Linked DNA regions of Homo sapiens: region 2 is linked to region 1. The links are chromatin loops, found by intact Hi-C in ENCODE. Cell type or tissue: transverse colon. All regions are shown on one strand. Links, peaks and the distances in the headings refer to the core of each region. The heading gives the core; the rest is flanking DNA.

Region 1 (4,401 bases), core at 336-4,335:
TGAGGTCACTTGACGACATGTACAGTGTGGTGAAAAATTTGACAGCCTGATATGCACATTCTTATCTGAGATAGAACAAGGTGATGGTCTGCCTTCTTGTTTCAGCTCTCTTATCGTAAACAAGTATCCTTTTTGGGATCTATTTACTGCCATGTTTTTCACATTTTTGTGATTTTTTTTTTTTTGTGCGTGTGTGTGATTTTGCTGTTTAAAATGGTCCCCACGTGTAGTGGTAAAGTGCTCTCTAGTGTGTTCCTAAGTGCCAGGAAGCTAGGATGCACCTTCCTGAGAAAGTATGTGTATTAGATAAGCTTTGTTCAGGTATCAGTTACAGTGCTTTGGCCTTGAGTTTGTAAATTATAAACTTAATTTTGATTTGATTGACAAATGTCAATGAATTAACAATATCTATTAAGTAGGTGTCTTTAAACAGAAACATGCAAAACAGTTACACATTAACTGGTTGATGAGAAAGTTGTGATCAGAGGCTTGTGGGAATCTTACCCTACACTTTCCACAGGAGCTCTGGTTCAATATTTGATAATCCAGTGTTTGCGGTGACTTCATAGAAAAACATTCTGTGAATAACAAGAATCGACTCTACCTCTGTATTTCAAACTTTAAATGTACTTGCTGTAAATGGTGTTAATTTTTATTTACTATACAATTTAATTTCCCTAAAATCATAATGTATACAATAAAGGATAAGACAATTCCTGCTTTCAGAATCCTCAGGCTAACAGAAGAGATGAAAATGTATTAAAGAACTAGAACACAGGGTGAAAACTGTGATGATCGAGATATAGGCAAAGTGAAACGGGAACATACATGTATGTTGTGGCGAACGATCCTGCAAAAATTGGAGACAAAATGTAGAGTGCATTATGAAATGCATGTGAGTTTCTTAGGTATGAGTGAGTGTTCAACAGATAGATAGGGAGGGAGATGGAGTAAATAGAGGCTCAAACACAAATTATTCAACTATGACTTCATGAACAAAAATGCCAAATACCAATGTGCTATTTTGACGTTGAAATGCATAGCTACATTTTAAAAAACACTCAGATCTAATATTATAAAATTATTTGGAAATGAAGTATTCATTAAACTACTAATAGAATTTTTCCTGAAACTATGTATGTGACTCTGCTTTGTCTGTGACCTAGATAGCCCTGAGGGTTGTTTTATATGTTGGGCTACAACATTAAGGTTTCTTGGATAAATGTTCAAATAAGTAAAAGAGTTATCACTGTATCGAATCAAAGAAAAGGCAACAGAAAATTTTTACCATGGCAGAATACCATTGAAACTATACTCTCATTCTACTTACTTCATTTATGTTAAGTGCTGGATATTCTAGTCATAAACTTAGTTCCAGAAAGTGATTACATATGTGGAATAAAAGACACGATTCATAGAAAGCGTCCTGTTGGTGCTTGTCCTGGGTGGTGACGCGGATTAGAGACAATAGAGCTCTTGTTCTTCCATGCCAATATTTTTAATAGATCCACCATTGTAGTATACTTCAACTTTCCCTGGGAGAAATTACCAGATCCTTTCAAAGATGTTGAGAATTACCCAGGAATCAACATGGAGGACACAGTGCTGCAAACAGTATTACGGTGTCTGTGAGTGAACAGAGGGAAACTAATCTTGCCAGAGTCCCTTCTCCTCACTCCCACCCCAACAAAAGAAGAGGGATGAGTGCTTTCTAAATATGCTGTGCCCAACTCCTGCTAACTCAGTTTAAATTCATCAGCAGCTGCAGCAAACTTACAGATGGTGCCAGATCCCAGGAGGGGAATACCTACAGGGAGCTGGGGCCTCCTGGAAAGCTATACTTTCTCCCTTCCAAAAGCTTAACATCAAACTATTCTCAAGGTCCAGAAGTTCTGGCAGAAAAAGGGAGTTGAAATGCCTAGGGAAGAAATTTTTTTTCCACTTTGGAAATACAGAGAAAATTTACTTAAGACTGTGATCACCTATTGCTACTATCATTACAGTCACTGGTTGTGGCTCTATCTTGTGGGCCAGTTTCTCTTCCCTCACCTCCTCCAGTTCATTTCCTCTGACAAGTTTGCTCACCAGGTCCCTCAGTCTTAGCACTTTTCACAAAGAACAGTGCAAAATAGATGCCAGCAGGGCCAAAGGGAGATGCCAGCAGGCTGTCACTTCATCACCCCTGGCTAGCGTGGAATGCCAGCAGCTCATATTGATTCTGCCCTCTTCCAGCCAGCCTCTAGTGCAAGCATGCTCTGGCCAGTGCCCCCACAGTGTCAGCCACAGCTGCCAAGAAATCTCTTAACTTTACGTGGTCTATAAGCATCCTAATTCCAGCCAGACACCACAGCTCAGGACGCATGCAGGACAACCTGCTGGAGACGACCCTTGCCAGGCCAAAGCCCACCATGAGGCTGGAAGAGAACAAACCCAGAGAAAGCCTCAAGGGTTTGGTTACTAACTGGGTTGGGGGATCTGGCAACAGAGACATGGCCTCAGGCACACTGCTCGGATTCGCTGCAATAACCAGCTGCTTGTCTGGCTGCTTGTCGCCAAATAGTAATCTTGGCATGTAGCCATTAGGCTGGCACCAGGTCTGAAATGCTGCAGTTCAACAATTTTCACCAGGCTGTGCCAAACCAGAGACACAGAACACTTCCTTGTCTAAAATCCAATCCAGTGGTATCTACTTCCTGTGGAAGCCCTAAGTCCCAGTTTTCTTTACCTAAGTGGAGTAAAAGCATTCCAGAGAAAATGGCTGAAAAGCAAATGCTACATACTAAAACATATCTTCCAAATGAGTTCAAAGTCAAACATTTGAGATTAGCTAAATTTCACATCCTGGAAGCAGCTGCCCTTGTCCCTGAGGCTTCTGTCTTAGCAAGCAAGGGAAGCAGCGGGGATTCAAAGAGCTTTCAGTGTAAACTCTGTGAATATGTAGATTTTCTCCAATGTATCAACATATTAATAGCAAGATTACAAGTATTAGGTTCTATACGTCCAGAATGCATTAAAATTTACACCAATTTTTAAAACATTTTCAGGCTATGTAAACTTGACCCTGAAAAATGTATATTCAAGCATACTTTCAAAATTTTGCATGCAATTTTAGTGACCTCTTAGAACCCTTGTTGAGGACCCAGCTTTACCTTAACTTATTCTGTTTATTATAAAATTCCTGGTTTGAGCTACTCAGGAAGGATAGTGACAATGTATGTTTCTTTCCATTTTATTGCAAGTTTTTACCTGTTTTCATAAACTATAACCTAGGTCCCCTACATAAAATCAAGCAAATAAATGTCAAATAATTTGATGGGACATTAATAATAACTGATTCCTGTGGCTCAACAGCTGAAACTCTTTCTTATCTCCAGCTTTCCTGGACTGGTTTCAATTCTTTTCGCAAAATATACCAAACAACACTTGAAGTTGGCTTACGGGCATTCTAGGTGTCAGAATAATGTAATTATTGACATTTGAAATCCTAAATCTCTCTTTTTTTCCCAATTATTTCAAGAAACCTTGCTTTTGGTATAGATTTTGCAGAAATTTGTTGATTCTAGATCACAGAGTAAAATATATGAGAATGCTCTTAAATAGAACCAGGTCAAAGCCTCCAAAAAAAGGAGGCAGGTAATAAGCCATGGGTTTTCTCATTTTTGCTTCCATTGATCCAGATGGCAAGACTGTATATCTATGCTCTGTTTAAAACTCGTCCACACACCCTGAGGATTGTTGAAAATAGGAGGTACAACAGAGAGTTAAATAAGCTGAGAATCAACTGGGAGGGACATTTCCTATTGAGAGGGAGCCATATATTGTACATATCACAGCCAGAGACTACGAGCTTCTTACACAGGAAAATCCCTGTTATCTGACGTCATGCCTAAATGTATAACTTGACATCCTTCAAGCATAATGGACACATCTAGATCCAGAAAACAACTGCTCTGAAAGTCCATGGCCTAATTTGTGTTTGTTCATGCAAAATATCCCTCATAACACTCACTATGCAACTTTGATTTTTCCTCCTCTTTTCAGGGGAAACAAAGGGGATTAGCAAATTGTGTTATTGAATTTAAGGTGGGTTACACCATGATTTGTTCACACGATTCACACAGGATATGCTGCAACAACATGAACGTGGTATGCTTGGAAACTTTCTTGAAAAACAGTTGCATATTTACTATCTAAGCTGGCTAGCAAAGAATATCCAGGTACCTGTCCATTAGCCCATCTCAAATGAAGCACTGTAGGCATAAATGAATAAGCACACTGCCAATCAGTTCTGATCCAAGATGAAAAAAAGTGACAGCATCCTTCCTTCCCCAGTGGTTTTGTGCAAAACCTGCCATGCCTGCCCTCTCAAAAAGTAAAGGATCCTGATCTACTTAAATATCT
Region 2 (4,401 bases), core at 106-4,105, 1.8 Mb before region 1:
CAGAAGGTTGTTTGCTTACAGTTTTAGAGGCCAGAGTCAAATTGTCAGATGGGGTTGTGCTCTTTCCAAGGGCTCTAGGAATCTTTCCTGGCCTCTTCCAGCTTCCGGTGATTCCTGGAGGTCCTTGGCTTATAGCAGCATCACTCCAATCTCTGCTTCTGTCTTCACATGGCCTTCTTCTCAGTGTGTTTCTGTGTTAATTTCTCCCTCTCTTATCCTATAAGGACAGGCCATTGGATTTAGAGTCCACCCTAGTCAAGGATGATCTCATCTTCAGATGCTTACCCAAATCACATATGTGAAGACCTTTGTTCCAAATAAGGGACACGTTCTGAGGCTCTGGACGGACATACCTTTTGGAGGCCACCATTCAACTCACTAGAATAGGTTTACAGTGCTAGGCAATGCACAGTGCCTCTGTCTCTATAATTGTGTGATGCTCTACCTGCCGCTAGCTCTTTCACACATGATGTATAAGGATGAATGAGAGGCCCTGGGAGGCTGTGAGTGTCTGGAAGCCAACACAGTCAGATGGCGTTAAGCTGCCTTGATTCCTTCAGCAGTAGCCGTCTGTCAGTAAATAAAAGTCCAGACGCTTTGCAGAGCTAATGTGTCTTGAAGTACTCACACTCTTTGAGAGAAACTTGAGAAATGGGAAAATTGGGCTCAATATGTGTGAAAGAACTGTATCCTCTTCAGGGGAAAGCCAGTCTATACGTTTCAGAGAGCATTATTATTATACAGAGACACAAACACACAGAAACTAAGTGAAAAATCATATCTGCTAATATGCTCATTCTGGGGACTTGCCCCATTTCCCAGGCAGTTTCACGAAAAACTTTCCCTCTGAACTACCTGAAAAGAATCAATACCCACTGGATGAGTCATCACAGCCCAGGCTTCTTCCACAAACACAGCTGGGGAGGGCTGCTTAATGCAGTGTCCATTAAGGTTAACGGGCACTTCCAATAGGGTTTTTTCACGTTTCCCTTGACCAAGTTCAACTCACACTTCATCCAGACAGGTGAGTACTAAAGACTCATGTTTCATGAGTCCAGCTGCCCTGGTCATTTTGATCAATTCAATTTTTGGTTTCCTGGGAAATGGCATGGATGCCTGACTGTTCAGTGTTTGTCTTCGGGCAATTCAACACATTCAGTTTAGTTCTGCAAATGTGTCATTGGAGACTGTTCAGTGTTGGGATGCTGTGTTTGCCAGGTGATTCTACCTCCTGGGACCACATCCAGTGGGAGCTGGCAAAGTAAACAACCAAAGGTACAAGGGGAAGTGCTTTCCTCCAAGACTGTGCAGAGCTCCATGGCAACCTGCATGGGCAACAATTAATTCTTTAACTTTTTTTTTCTTATTGCAAAAAATAATCAACATTTCTGGTAGAACATACAGATAGGAAAAAAGAGAAAAACCGGAACTACTTATAATCCCATAACACAGAAATAACACTTCTTCACATTTGGTCTGTATCTGCATCTGTATGCATCTTTGTATCTTGGCCTACATTTGTGCCTGTCCCTTTGTCTGTGTGTGTGTCTTTATCTGTAACTAGATCTATATTATGCTTATATTTATCACTATATTTAAATAACATTTAAACATTTCCCATATATGTACCTACACATTTTATTTTATAATCTACTTGTTTACTTAACAGATCATTGCAAACATATTTCCATGTTACATGCATTCTTCTTCAAAATTTTTAGTAGCTGTGTATTATTCTATTGTATGGACAGAAGTTAGTTATTTAACCAATCCTGTACTACTCTGAATTTAATAATTTTATAGATAAATTTGTACATAAACCCTAATTTTGTCCTTAGGAAAACCCCTAAAATTGAAGCCTCAGTGTCAAAGTTAGGTATGTGTATGGAGCTTTTGCCTCAAAGGAGCAAGAAAATTTGCCTGGGAGGGGTTGGGAAGGAGGGAACAGGAAAGCATGACTTTTGAGTTGGGGCTTCAAGAAGGAGCAGAGTGTGGTGGAGGGGAGAGGTGACAGTCTTGGAAGAAGAGAAAAGGGGCAGGCAGGGGACTGCGGGGTGTGTCCAGGGTGCAATCTCTGAGCTCCTGAGTTCTGGGGGTGCTGTTGGGGAGGGCCTGGAGGTGTGGCCTGAGGGTAGCGGAGGAGGAAGGGAAGGGGACACACACACTGCAGATGTATCCAAATCTTTAGGGTTTTATGTTTCAAAGTGCACATTCCTACTGCTTTCCTTCCAGGTTTGAGATTTTCGTCTCTGCCCTCTCCCTTTGAGAATCCCTGTATAATAAGAGGCATGACTGATAGGCAATGTTGCCCATAGGAATAGTGTGGAGGCAGGAAAAGAAGAATCATTGTTAGGAACAGGAGGGAGCCACTGAATGTTTGTGGGCAGAGAAGTGACAGATTCCATGGAATTCACTTAGATATGCTCTGGGCTTCTCAAACCATCCGTGGTGAAGGACCAGCTGTTTTCTGCCTTTTCTCATATATTACAGACTGATATTTTTAGAAACTATAATAAAAAATGAGTTACTAGAAAAATGTAATAAAAAGGTACAAAATGCAAGCACCAATTATTAATTATTAGTTTCAACAGACACAAAATAGCTTGTCAAATTGCTACAAAAGCTTCACATGCTTGTCTTAATCTCTGTTCTCTCCTCATTGCACACCTGTAATCAACAGTTTGCCAATGTCCCCACTCTACAAATGATAGCATGAGTGCAGCCTCTGCTCTGCAAAGATCTGATCTGAGGGAGAGAGGCTGATTAGGAGGCTGTATGCTGTATTTTAGAAGACAGAGAGCAGATCAGGGCCTGGTCTAAGGCAAGAGCAGGGGTAAGAAAAGGAGGGAAGACAAATGAATGAGTAAGACTTTTGGTCTTATTTCAGCCATTTTGTTTTATGCTTAAAAAATGCTTTTGATTAGTTTCTTTGTTTTCTGTCTGATGCTACAATTTTTTAGGGGTGGCTTTTATTTTCTGTAATCATTTGGAAGGTACACATTCTGTTTATTAGCACTACAAGTAGTTTTCATTAAGTTTTTCAAAAACGTATGGCACCTTTATTTCTCCAAACTTGATAGAGGAAAAAAAAAAAAGAAAAAGAACCATTGTCTTTTGACCTCCCATTCTCTAAAATGAGAAATGCTCTACATTTCAACTTTCTCCTACTCTCCATTTTTCATTCTTTACTCTTGTTAATATAATTTGGGGGTTATACCTAAATTCTTATTATTAAACTATTATTATATGGCTTATATGTCTCATTTCATGATCGCTTTTGATATATTATAACCATATTTATAATATTCATTTAGATATAGCTCTGTGTTTAACTGGGTTCTGTGTTTACTGTTGGTGCTTTTATACCAAAGCTTTTTTTTTTTTAAAAAAAAAATCAAGTTCATTTATTTTGAATCACCTCTTGCTATGATGAATGAAAGCATTAAGTAAAATTGCCAGGGTAACCAACTGGGAGTGTGTGTGTGACATGAGAAGAAAAGCAGCCTGACCTCTTGGAGCCGGCTGGCATCACAGCTAGACTTTAGTGCTCTCCTGTTGAAAATAACTTCACAGAGCATCAGTGTCAGACCAGGCTACTCTGTGATGATGGTGGAGCATGACAAAGACAAGACCACTTCATGACCATGTCTGAACACAACAAAACATGTACATTGTACAAGCCACAGAAGTGACCAACCATCCCCCTCTCATGGCTAATACAAGGGATTGCTGCTTCTTTACCAAGTACAGCGTTAATCTTTTCTGGTCTTCCCACATTCTAGATAGATAAGATTTATTAAGATACCCATTCATAAGATACCCCTGCTTCTGGACATCAGCCAATCCAAACCAAAGCCCTACACACTAAAATCACTTAACACAAAACACAAATCCTACAAATGCTTTGTAATGCCCTCTCACTAACAAGACTCAAGGTTTCCCACGGTGTGAATTCTCCCTCACTGAAATGAGTAATAAACCCAACATTTTTAGATGTGTTCCTGGTGGTCTATAGCTGGAGGGCATTCACAAGGAGAATTATTGCTTTGATGGTCCTCCTTATTAGCCTCCTCATATCTACCTCCTCTACCCAGTAACTTTGTATCCCTGCTACCACTCTGAGACCAAGCTAAGATGATGGAGGACGAGAGAAATAGAGATCAGTCAGGTGAATCTAATTGTCTGGACAAGGCCACAGTCATGTGAAGTATCCCCGCTCAGATCTGCAGAAATCCCCAGACAACTCATAATCTTGTGAACAAAAATAAATGTTTATTGTTTTATCTCACGGAGATTTTGTGGTTGCTTGCTTTGCAGCATTATTGTGGCAATAGATAATGGGTACAGTTTACTGTCTAAGAGTATATTTCTTTTGACAACCTACTTTGGGGAGAATTATTG

What was found. Peaks named below come from ENCODE experiments on the same cell type or tissue, not always from the same donor. Only the 100,000 strongest peaks of a DNase experiment are listed, where the experiment ranks them.
Region 2: a loop joins it to region 1, with 22 times the contacts of the local background. A loop is called at or near these places in 1 of 110 quality-filtered maps.

The regions. Positions count from the first base shown.
Region 1 is chr3:29,451,588-29,455,988 of GRCh38, reverse strand. All of the region lies in intron 2 of RBMS3 (RNA binding motif single stranded interacting protein 3), which reads right to left. Among named protein-coding and RNA genes, the nearest start is that of RBMS3, 170 kb to the right of the region's middle. In transverse colon, for the core only: no CTCF peak of the experiment used is centred there; a DNase peak (open chromatin) is centred at 2,598.
Region 2 is chr3:31,244,866-31,249,266 of GRCh38, reverse strand. No RefSeq gene overlaps it. Among named protein-coding and RNA genes, the nearest start is that of MIR466, 85 kb to the right of the region's middle. RefSeq lists an enhancer at 3,657-3,726. In transverse colon, for the core only: no CTCF peak of the experiment used is centred there; no DNase peak of the experiment used is centred there.